Regions from separate parts of the Homo sapiens genome. Here region 1 is linked to region 2. A link is a loop called in an ENCODE intact Hi-C map of the cell type or tissue named here. Cell type or tissue: tibial artery. All regions are shown on one strand. Each heading gives the region's core, and the rest is flanking DNA. Links, peaks and the distances in the headings are about the cores only. Region 1 holds the start of B4GALT7 (beta-1,4-galactosyltransferase 7). Region 2 holds the start of NHP2 (NHP2 ribonucleoprotein).

Region 1 (4,044 bases), core at 1-2,500, 550 kb after region 2:
GCGGTCGGACAGATGCAGGGGTCTCTGCTCACATAATTACGGAGGACTCCTGCCCAGGTCGAACGCTAGTCCACGCTTTCTATTATATTCCTGTTTTCCCCTTTCAACACCAAGTCTGAAAAATCCCCAAAAGTACAAGTTGTGGCCACTAAATTCCAGAATCTTATGGCACCTGACGGACTTAAGAAACATGAAGGAAATGAGGTGTCATTCACGAGGAGGAGATCCAGTCATGTGTTCTGTGAGAAGACTTACAGGGACACATCTCAAGTGCCCCACGAATGGAGGCAGTCAAATCGCTTTCCCCATTCTGCTTTAGTGAGAAACAAAATTAGCTAAGGTGTGGGCCAAGCTCGCATCTTTCACGTAGGGCCAATACAGCTGCACAGGAAATGGACTAATGCGTGTATAAGGAGTGTCTAGTACGTGCCAGGCAGTGACCAGCCAGGCAGAGCACGGAGCTTCTGTCTGGTGGGTTCTGCTGGTGGCCTGCGAAGGATGGGGGGAAGTGTTAAGGAGGAAGGGTAGGGTCTGAGGCTATATGGATGTGATGAGGAAGGCAGAGACCAGAGAAACGGAATACACGTCCTCAGGGATCAGAGACAAATTGAGAAACACAAATCCATGGTGAGAGGTCAGCGGAGTCAGAGACCCGCATGCAGATAGAGGGAGGCTGGTGGAGAAACACAGACACAACGAAACACATAACGAGAGAGACTAGCAAAGAGGGGATCAGAAACTCACAAAGGGAAGTCAATGGAGAAATACGGACCCACGGGCCGGGGGGAAGGTGCTGGGGGAAGGACGAGTGCCGCGGAAAGGGAGAGGGGGCGGGGGAGGCAGAGACCCACAGGGACAGACAGAAACCGGAACAGAGCGCCAGGGACCCACAGGGAGAACCACACGCCCTCACAGAAACCCGCAGACATGGAGACGTGATGGCCTCGGGTTCCCAGATTCCGCCGGCGGCCGAGAAGGGAGCGGCGCCCGGGAGGACGGGGCCCGGGCCCACCGCCGCCGCTCACCTGCCGTCCTCCCAGGGCAGCTGCGCCGCTTTCCTCCGCGAGGGGAACATCGTGCGGAGAGGCGGCGGCGCATGGGGCAGGCGCTCGCAGCCCGGCCGGCCCGGCCTCCCGGGCCTACGCGGCGCCTCCGCCTCCCGCTCCGCCCAGGCCTGTCCGCCCCGCCCCCCGGTCCGCCGGGTCCGCCGCTCCGGCCGCGCCGCCAGCTCCCGGAGCCGCCGCCTCCAAGGTTCTGCTTGCGAGCAGCGCGGGCGCGCCTCCCTCTCTGGGCGGCTCCTTCCTAGCCGCCCCGGGACCCGCCTGGAAGCCCGAGAAACTGAAGCCCAGAGGCCCAGGGCCTCCCAACAAATCACTGGGCTGGGACTGGACCTAAGAGTCCAGACTCCCAAACCAACGCTCGGGGAGAATCTGCATCTCCGTCCTCTTTCCGAGGGGAGGCGGGAGCGTCCCGGGGTCCCCGTCTCGGCCCAGGCGGCGCGTTCTCCGCGCAAGCTTGGAGGGGCAAAGCCAAGCTCACGGCTCGGCGCTGAGTTCAGCTGACAGCCCGCGCAGGCGTTAGGAGCCGAGCCCTGAAGACAAGTTGACTGAATTTGAAACCCGACTCTGCTTGCCGGGCGCGGTGGCTCACGCCTGTAATCCCAGCACTTTGGGAGGCCGAGGCGGGCGGATCACGAGGTCAGGAGAGCGAGACCATCCTGGCTAACACGGTGAAACCCCGTCTCTACTAAAAATACAAAAAATTAGCCGGGCGTGGTGGCGGGCGCCTGTTAGTCCCAGCTACTCGGGAGGCTGAGGCAGGAGCATGGTGTGAACCCAGGAGGCGGAGCTTGCAGTGAGTCGAGATCGCACCACTGCACTCCAGCCTGGGTGACAGGGCGAGACTCCGTCAAAAAAAAAAGAAAAGAAAAAGAAAAAGAAACTAGACTCTGCCAATTCAGCTGTGTTTTGACCAAGCCACATCTCTGCATCTGTTTCCTCACCTGGGTATATCAATGGCTCCTATTCTATATGGTAGCTGTGGGGATTCAAGGAGAAAGTGCAAACACTTGTGCAGCGCTAGGCACACAGTTCAACGCCATATAAATGACAGCTGTCATCCAGGAAAAGGGTACTTTGGTGGAGCTGAGAACTGAAGAAGGGAATAGGAGACTGAGTTCCCATATCTGCCCCGTCACCGTGGGAACTTAACCATCCCCCTCACCCCCAGCCCCCCCACCCCTCCTACTAGCCTCCTACCTGGGGAAAGAAAGCGGCAATTGTTAGACTTGACCTCCTCTGCTCTTCCAGGCAAACTTTTAAGTTTCCTAATAGATAGCAAACATCTATTAAGTTCTTATTATGTGCCAGTCATTGTTAATAGTTCTTACTACATGAGGGTTATCTCACGTAGTCCTTATCGGTAGGTGCTTATCCCCAAGTTAAAATTGAGAGAACTGAGGCACAGAGAGGCAAATCAGGTAGTTTGGTTGCAAATCTATGGGTTTGGGGTTTTTGTTTTGTTCTTCCCCACAATCTATGATCTTAATCACTCTGCTCCAGAGAGAACTTCACCGTGGGTGGGAAATGAATCATTCCCAGTAACCCCTTTACCCCGTAAACCTGGAAGTATATAATCCACCCATTCCCCTTCCTGTTGACTCCCCCAGGGCACTGCATCCTACCCCAGAACCGTGGTCAATGCACAGCCCATCTAAAGGGGACCACTCCATCCGGTTAGCTGTTACTATATCAGGATGAAGCTCTACTTCAGATTGTCAGATTCACACTCTCAAGAAATCAGATCTCAAATGAAAACCCAAATTATCTAATTTTTAAATGTGATATCCAGCTAAGAGCCATGTTGATAATGACACTTCAACTCTGATCTCTTTTCTACTTTTTTATTTTATTTTATTTTATTTATTTATTTATTTTTTGAGACAGAGTCTCACTCTGTCAGTCAGGCTGGAGTGCAGTGGCACGATCTCGGCTCACTGCAACCTCTGCCTCCCGGGGTCAAGCAATTCTCCTGTCTCAGCCTTCCGAGTAGCTGGGATTACAGGCGCCTGCCACCACGCCTGGCTAATTTTTGTATTTTTAGTAGAGACGGGGTTTTACCATGTTGGCGGCTGGTCTCGAACTCCTGACCTCAGGTGATCCGCCTGCCTCTGCCTCCCAAAGTGCTGCGATTACAGGCGTGAGCCACCATGCCCAGCCTGTGGTCTCTTTTCAAAAACCCACAACTCTAGTCTAATCATGAGAAAAACATCAGACAAATCCTAGCTGAGAAATCGTACAAAATACCTGACCTGTACTCCTCAAAACAGTCAAGGAATCATCAAAAACAAGGAAGGTCTAAGAAACTGTCACAGCCAAAAGGAGCCTAAGGAGACACAGTGACTAAATGTGATGTGGAATCCTGGAACAGAAAAAGGACAGTAGGTAAAAACTAAGGAAGTCTGGATAAAGTAATGCATGATGTTACTAATAGGGAAAATGTCTTCACAATTTTTCTGCACTTTTAAAGCTGTTCTTTAAAAATACTTTTTTTTTTTTTTTTGACATGGAGACTTGCTCCGTTGCTCAGGCTGGAGTGCAGTGAAGTGATCTCGGCTCACTGCAAGCTCCGCCTCCTGGGTTCACGCCATTCTCCTGCCTCAGCCTCCCAAGGAGCTGGGACTACAGGCGCCCACCACCACGCCTGGCTAATTTTTTGTATTTTTTTTTTTTTTTTTTTTTGTAGAGATGGGGTTTCATCATGTTAGCCAGGTTGGTCTCGATCTCCTGACCTCGTGATCTGCTCGCCTTGGCCTCCCAAAGTGTTGGGGTTACAGGTGTGAGCCACCGCTCCCGGCCTTTTTTTTTTTTTTTTTTTGAGACAGAGTCTCACTGTAGCCCAGGTTGGAGTGTAGTGGTGTGATCTTGGCTCACTGCAACCTCTGTCTCCTGGGTTCAAGCAATTCTGCCGCCTCAGCCTCCCAAGTAGCTGGGATTTCAGGCATGCGCCACCACACCTGGCTCATTTTTTGTATTTTTAGTAGAG
Region 2 (7,763 bases), core at 2,991-5,490:
TAAATCCTCTCCAATTTTTTAAAAGATGGACCTTAGTCCATCTAGATCTAACTTTCTCACTTTATGGTGAAGCACTGACGCCCAGAGAGGCTAAATGACTTGCCTAAAGTCATTTGTCATTTAGAGCTCTGGACCAGTGTCCATTAATTTTTATGTTATCAGCCACTGTACACTGCTTAAAGTAAACTCAGCTGGGCACAGTAGCTCACACCTGTAATCCCAGCACTTTGGGAGTTCGAGGTAGGCAGATCACGTGAGGTCAGGAGTTTGAGACCAGCCTGGCCAACATGGTGAACCTCTGTCTCTACTAAAATACAAAAGTTAGCCAGGTGTGGTGGTGCATGCCTGTAATCCCAGCTACTTGGGAGGCTGAGGCATGAGACTCGCTTGAACCCGGGAGGCAGAGGTTGCAGTGAGCCGAGATTGCGCTACTGCACTCCAGCTGGGGCAACAGAGCGAGACTCCATCTCAAAAAAAAAAGAAAAAAGAAACAAAAAAGTAAGCTCAAATAGCCATTCCAACAAAATCCATAAAGTAATAAAGTCATGCAAAACAACCTGGGTTCAGAACAGATTTCTGAGTCTGGCTTTAGAAATACACAATGTGTTGGCTGGGCGCAGTGGCTCACACCTGTAATCCCAGCACTTTGGGAGGCCCAGGCAGGCAGATCACAAGGTCAGAGATCGAGACCATCCTGAATAACACAGTGAAACCCCGTCTCTACTCAAAATACAAAAATTAGCTGGGCGTGGCCGGGCGCAGTGGCTCACACCTGTAATCCCAGCACTTTGGGAGGCCGAGGCGGGTGGATCATGAGGTCATGAGTTCAAGACCAGCTTGGCCAAGATGGTGAAACCCCGTCTCTACTAAAACTACAAAAATTAGCTGGGTGCAGTGGCAGGCGTCTGTAATCCCAGCTACTCGGGAGGCTGAGGCAGGAGAATCGCTTGAACCCGGGTGGTGGAGGTTGTGGTGAGCCAAGATCGTGCCACTGCACTCCAGCCTGGGCGACAGAGTGAGACTCTGTCTCAAACAAACAAACAAACCAACAAAAATTAGCTAGGTGTAGTGGCAGGCACCAGTAGTCCCAGCTACTCGGGAGGCTGAGGCAGGAGAATGGCGTGATTCCAGGAGGCAGAGCTTGCAGTGAGCCAAGATGGGGCCACTATACTCCAGCCTGGGTGACAGAGCGAGACTCCGTCTCAAAAAAAAAAAAAGATAAGAAATACACAGTGTGTTAACAACAAAAAAAGAAAACAGGCCAGGTGCGGTGGCTTACATCTGTAATCCCAACACTTTGGGAGGCCAAGGCGAGTGGATCACTTGAGGTCAGGAGTTCGAGGCCAGCCTGGCCAACATGGTAAAACCCTATCTCTCCTAAAAGTACAAAAATTAGCTGGGCATGGTGGCGGGTGCCTGTAATCCCAGCTACTTGGGAGGCTGAGGCAGTAGGATCACTTGAATCTGGGAGGCAGATATTGCAGTGAGCTGAGATCATGCCACAGCCTGGGTGACAAAGGGAGACTCTGTCTTAAAAAAAAAAGGGGGCCGGGCGCGGTGGCTCATGCCTGTAATCCCAGCACTTTGGGAGGCCGAGGCGGGCAGAACATGAGGTCAGGAGATCGAGACCATCCTGGCTAACACGGTGAAACCCTAGTGAAACCCCGTCTCTACTAAAAATACAAAAAATTAGCCGGATGTGGTGGTGGGCACCTGTAGTCCCAGCTACTTGGCAGGCTGAGGCAGGAGAATGGCGTGAACCTGGGAGGCGGAGCTTGCAGTGAGCCGAGATGGTGCCACTGCACTCCAGCCTGGGCCAAAGTGCGAGACTCCATCTCAAAAAAAAAAAAAAGAAAAAAAAAGAAAAAGAAAACACTGTGGTTTTCTGAAGACATATTTGTTCTCAGCACTTCATTGTCTTATGGCTCAAAATGCAGACACGTGTGACCTGGGCCAAGCTGAGGTTCCTACACTTTCACTATTTACGTATCCTTTTGAGCTGAAGTCAAATGTCAAATCACAGGTATGGGTAAAGTCTGGGCTTGGAGACAAGTGGACCTGGGTTCAAATCCAGCTTTGTGTGAGCTGTACCAAACTATTCATCTTTATGTGTGTCAGTAAATTGTGAATATAAAGTTATATATTCCTGGTAAAAGGATGGTAAAGTCTTTACCTTTACCATAGAGGTATTTTTTGGTGAGCACTGAATGAGATATTGTATATAATATGCTCGCCACATAAATGTTAACTTTCTTTTTCCTTCCATGTAAGAGCTGAAGGGACTTCACAACCGAGGCTCTGAGTGAGGTCAGTCAAGCGAGCCCATTTGTTTGAATTTGTTTGAACTGGGTTCTCAGGAGTGAAATTCTCCATCACTCTGCTGGACAGAGTGATTTTTAGTAGAGACGGGGGTTTCACCGTGTTAGCCAGGATGGTCTCGATCTCCTGACCTCATGATCTGCCCGCCTCGGCCTCCCAAAGTGCTGGGATTACAGGCACCGCGCCCAGCCTATTTGTTTTTATTTAATGCAAAACAAAATTTATTGCACTTTAGTTCAGAGTTACAAGGTTTTTGTTGTTGTTGTTTTGTTTTAGAGACAAGATTTTCCTGGGTGGCCCAGACTGGAGTGCAGTGGCTATTCACAGGTGCAGTCATGGCTCACTGAAGCCTCTAACTTCTGGGCTCAAGCGAGCCCCCTCTCAGCCTCCCGGGTAGCTGGAACCACAGGCACGAGTCACCACACCCGGGAAAGGCCAATTTTTAAGTTGGTTTAACTGACCTGTGTTCCCACCCACAACTACCGGAACACTTCTAAGTTTCTACTTACTGGCCTGTTCCAGCAACACAAAAATGGCAGGCCTGCCACATCAGGATCAAAGGTAATTAGTATTACAAATTAGTAATTTGCAGCGATTATCTAATTAATATCCATCCAGAGTTCCAAAATATAGTGGAAGAGGCTAATCAGAGATACCAAGATCCACTGGATCTCGGCCTGCCACCGCCCCCCACGCCCTGGCAGCTCTGTCCCTTTACCTTCTACAGACCCGTCCAAAGGGTAGCTCCTCATAGCTCTCACCCTGCACGGCAGGGAGCTCAGTCCCCAAAGCCTTCCCTCCGCTGTTCCCGGCTTCGCTGGAGCCGTCCTTCCCTCAGCCCCGGCTGGCTTCTCGGCTAGGCCCTCTGCATGTGTAGCGTCAGGCAATGGTAAGAACTGCGGGAAAATAGCGGGTGAAGGGATGCTGGTTTGGAGAGAGAGGGGACGGCAATTTTAGATAAAATCACCAGGGAAACCTCTCCCATGGGAAACACTGAAACGGAACCCTGCGGGATGAGAGTGAGCCACACGCTATCTGTGGAAAAGCGGTGCAGACGCAGGTCAGTGGGGTCATCCCTTGCTCTGTATCTTTCACACCTGCGCAGCCGGGTCCAGGGGTCAGAAAACAAAGAAAAATTATGCAAGAAAGGAGGCAGCCTTAGGCCGGGCGCGGTGGCTCACGCCTGTAATCCCAGCACTTTGGGAGGCCGAGGCGGGCGGATCGCCTGAGGTCAGGAGTTCAAGACCAGCCTGACCAACATGGAGAACCCCTGTCTCTAGTAAAAATACAAAATTATCTGGGCGTGGTGGCGCATGCCTGCAATCCCAGCTACTCGGGAGGCTGAAGTAGGAGAATCGCTTGAACCCGGGAGGCGGAGGTTGCAGTGAGTCGAGATTGCGCCACTGTACCCCAGCCTGGGCAATAAGAGCGAAACTCTGCCTCAAAAAAGAAAAAAAACGAGGCAGCCTTTCCAGCACCCAGAGCCCCGCCCTCTCCGGCCCCGATTCCCAGGGCTCCGCCCCTTGCCTCACATTCCCTCCGCTCCGCCCTAATCGGTTCCGCCCAGTCCCTTGGTCCGGGGATGGCCCCGCCTTAAGGACCATGACTCCGCCCCTCTCCGCTCTCCGTAGTTACGAAGCTGGGCGTCAACGATTGGGCTGAGTCGGAGACTTCCTTTCCTGATTGGCCGTGTTGTACGGCGGCTTCTCGCGCAGCTGATGACCTGGAAGTGATGCCTAAAGCTGTGGACCGCGTGGGCTCGCCTCCCTGGGACTAGGTTTCAGCGGCCGCTGCGATGACCAAAATAAAGGCAGATCCCGACGGGCCCGAGGCTCAGGCGGAGGCGTGTTCCGGGGAGCGCACCTACCAGGAGCTGCTGGTCAACCAGAACCCCATCGCGCAGCCCCTGGCTTCTCGCCGCCTCACGCGGAAGCTCTACAAATGCATCAAGAAAGGTGAGGCGGACGGCGGCGTGGCCGGGATGGGTGCGCGGGTGGGATGGGTGCGCGGGTGGCTGAGCGAGGCCCCCGACCGACTCTTCTGTCGTTGCAGCGGTGAAGCAGAAGCAGATTCGGCGCGGGGTGAAAGAGGTTCAGAAATTTGTCAACAAAGGAGAAAAAGGGTAAGAACCTTCCTTCCTCTGGATTTTGCATTTCTAAACGTTAACGGAGAAATCTCTACTTAGTAGGCGCGCAGTAAAAAGGTTAACTCTGACCTAGCCCCATATACAGAAGCCAATCAAGCAGTCGGTAAAGTCCCTTTGGTACAATACCGGTACGACAATACCGGTACACCACGTATACCAGCTCAAAGTGAATTCCAAAGTGAAGCGAATTGTGTAAGCAAAGTCCCTTAGAGTAAACCCACCTTCATTAATTCAGGGACCCTCCTCCCCGGGCTCCGCTCCTTGCCTCAGATTACCTCCGGCCCCCGCCCTAATCCTCTCAGCCCTGAATCTCAGTCCTAGGGATGACCCCTCTCCGGCTCTGTATTTAAGGAACTGAACGTTAACGTTTTTGTTTGTTTTTGAGATGGGTCTAGCTCTCACCCAGGTTGGAGTGCGGTGGTGCGATCACAGCTCGCTGCAGCCTCGTCCCCCTGGGCTCAAGCGATCCTCCCACCTCAGCCTCCCGAATAGCTGAGACCACCGGCTTGCGCCACGCCTGGCTGTTGTTATTGTTGTTTTGCAGAGACAGAGGAGTCTCGCCATGTTGCCCGGGCTGGTCTTGAACTCCTGGGCTCAAGGAATCCTCCTGCCTCAGCCTCCCGAAGCGTTGGGATTACAGGCATGAGCCACCGCGCCTGGCAGCCTTAACAATTGAATGTACTCTTTTTCAGGCACTGTGTTATGGGGGAAACAGTGACATTCATTCATCAGATAATGACACACACACAACTAATTACACGTTGTGATAGATAGCCATGAAGGAAAATAACAGAGTGCAATGATAACTTCATCACCCCACTTTTCTTAATGGCATTTATCAAAGTTTGAACCTTGTTTACATTTTTCTTCCCTTTATCACCCTCTCAGGCCAGATGGTAAGCTCCTTCAGAACAGGGCCTCCTTGCTTTATCCCAAGAAGTGAAACTGTAGGTGCTCAAGAGATCAATAATGTTGGGCAGACTTGATGCTCAACGGCATCTAACCTAGCTGGGGAGGGCGCATCTGGGGAAGTTTCCCTCAGCAGTCACATTTGAGCTGAGGTCTTAAGACACAGGGATTAATTGGGGGGTGGGTGGGAGGATTCTGCCAGAAGAAAGAGTGGGCCTCTGGGCAGGAGAGGGTCTGGTGAGCAGAAGTGCTACCTTCTTAGGGGGCCTTGTAGGACACAGTAAATTTAGTTTTTATACTCAGCACTTTGGAGGCTATTAGGGGTTAAAGCCAGGAAGTGACATAATTTTTATTATTTTTTACACCCTAAGATTTTTCTGACAATTGAAGAAAGGATTAGAGAGGTACGAGTAGGTTTGGGAAAGTTCAGGTAGTAGACTACTGTAGTCCTGGAGAGGTGATGGTGGAGACAGAGTTAAAGGGGACAGATTTGAAAGGACTTTCAGATGTGGAGAATGGGGAGGTATTGACGACTTCTAGGTTCTGACATGCCCAGCTGGAGGGACAGAGGGCCCAATCTTGAGATGTGAACAGTGGAGGGGGACCAGATTTGTGTAGAAAGATCACAAATTTGGGTCTGGGTAAGTTTTTGAGGTGCTGTAGAGACACATGACTTCCACCCCGCCCCACACCAGGAGAACTGTCAAACAGGCAGATGGCTATAGGGGTTTGGAGCATGGAAGAGAGAGGGCCAGGCTGGAGATAGTACATCTGGGAGTTTTCAGCACATAGATGGCACCTGACCCCATGGCAGTGGCTCCGGTCAGCCAGGAAGAAGGTCCTGAGAGGAGAGGGCAGCCGAGGACAAGGCTGTGAGGAACACTCACAGTGAAAGGCGCTTAACAGAAGGGGAGCCAGCAGAGGGCCCAGAGGAGCACTAGGAGTGCGGAAGCATTCTTTCAGCCGAGGGCTCTGTCCTTGTGTGTCCGCCTGTTATCCAGCATGGGAGAGCAGACTTTTCCTTCTGTGTCTTAGGCTCCTGAGGCCCTTGCCCCCCAGCCTTGACACCTGGCCAGCTAGGAACCCTGGCTGAGTCTCTGGCAAGCTTTCATTGCCTCACTGTCACTCTTGGGACAGAGCCCATGCTTCTTAGCCTGGTACTCAAGGTCTTGGGGGTGTCCCCTGCCAGTCTCTCGGCTGTGTCTGGTGCCGTTCTGATTCTCACACCACATGCTCTCCCCCGCCCCAGCCCCTCCGTGGGCTGCCTGCCACACAGTCATCCATCAGCGTGCTGTTCAAGTGTCACCTCCTGGTTGAACCCTTTTTTGACTCTCCAAAGAGAGCTGAGCTCATACACCTTGGCACCCATCCTGTACTTCACCTGTCCGAGCACTACATCACTTTGGTGGCACCTGTATGTTGCCAAGAGGTAGAGATCACCCCCAAATAGTGTGCTCACCAAACACAATTTTGTCTCTATCCCTAAGACCCAGCCCAGGGCAGCACTTAAAACTGAAAGAAGGAAGGAGCAAGCCAGAGATGACAGTGTTTTCTCTCATTTCAGGATCATGGTTTTGGCAGGAGACACACTGCCCATTGAGGTATACTGCCATCTCCCAGTCATGTGTGAGGACCGAAATTTGCCCTATGTCTATATCCCCTCTAAGACGGTAAGGAGCACGTGGCCCCCTGACCTTGCTCAGCACTGGGGTGTCTGGGATAGTCTGCCATAGCAGGAGAGTGTGGGAAAGAGCCAGGAGTGTTGGAGCTAAGACAGGCCTGGATGGATTCTCAGCTCCACATCTTCTTAGTTTTGGGACTACAGATATGTTACTTCTTGCATTTCAGTTCCCATCTTGTAAAGTGGGAATCCCAGCCCAGGCGCTGTGGCTCACACCTGTAATCCTAGTGCTTTGGGAGGCCAAGACAGGAGGATCAGTTGAGGACAGGAGTTCAGGAATAACCTGCGCAACAAAGTGAGACTCCATCTCTACAAAAAAAATTTTTTTAATTAGCTGGGTGTGGTGGCACATGCCTGTAGTCCCAGCCACTTGGGAGGCTAAAGCAGGAGATCACTTGAACCCAGGAGTTCAAGGCTGCAGTGAGCCATGATCATACACCACCACACTCCAGACTGCATGACAGAGTGAGGCCCTGTCTCAAAAAAAAAAAATAGAGGCTGGGGGTGGATCTTGGGTACCTACAGTATCACTTCTTGGGATAAAGCAGGAGGCCCTGTTCTGAAGGAACTTACCGTTTGGCCTGATGGTAAGAACCAAATAGTCAGTTATCTGTGGACTATGAGAATAAAGAGATAGATGTATGTGAAAGAGCTTTGTAAGCTAAGATGCTTCACCCATGTTAGTCCGGTTAGGTGGGTTTAGGCTCA

Evidence for each region. A loop is a pair of places that touch in the nucleus more often than their neighbours do. Peaks named below come from ENCODE experiments on the same cell type or tissue, not always from the same donor. Only the 100,000 strongest peaks of a DNase experiment are listed, where the experiment ranks them.
Region 1: a loop joins it to region 2, with 4 times the contacts of the local background. A loop is called at or near these places in 25 of 110 quality-filtered maps.

What each region holds. Positions count from the first base shown.
Region 1 is chr5:177,597,242-177,601,285 of GRCh38, reverse strand. It overlaps B4GALT7 (beta-1,4-galactosyltransferase 7), which reads right to left and starts at 1,154. Exons shown (of 6, transcript NM_007255.3): 1 at 1,026-1,154. The coding sequence starts at 1,075. It overlaps TMED9 (transmembrane p24 trafficking protein 9), which reads right to left. Exons shown (of 5, transcript NM_017510.6): 5 at 4,044. RefSeq lists a silencer at 802-1,341 and enhancers at 1,522-1,701, 1,902-2,001. In tibial artery, for the core only: a CTCF peak has its summit at 1,046; a DNase peak (open chromatin) is centred at 1,208; H3K4me3 peaks cover 2,138 bases; H3K27ac peaks cover 2,010 bases.
Region 2 is chr5:178,150,169-178,157,931 of GRCh38, reverse strand. NHP2 (NHP2 ribonucleoprotein) reads left to right here and starts at 4,047. Exons shown (of 4, transcript NM_017838.4): 1 at 4,047-4,274; 2 at 4,372-4,441; 3 at 6,939-7,044. The coding sequence starts at 4,115. It overlaps RMND5B (required for meiotic nuclear division 5 homolog B), which reads right to left. Exons shown (of 11, transcript NM_022762.5): 11 at 7,364-7,763. RefSeq lists an enhancer at 6,479-6,980. In tibial artery, for the core only: no CTCF peak of the experiment used is centred there; DNase peaks (open chromatin) are centred at 3,401, 3,931 and 4,721; H3K4me3 peaks cover 1,957 bases; H3K27ac peaks cover 2,192 bases.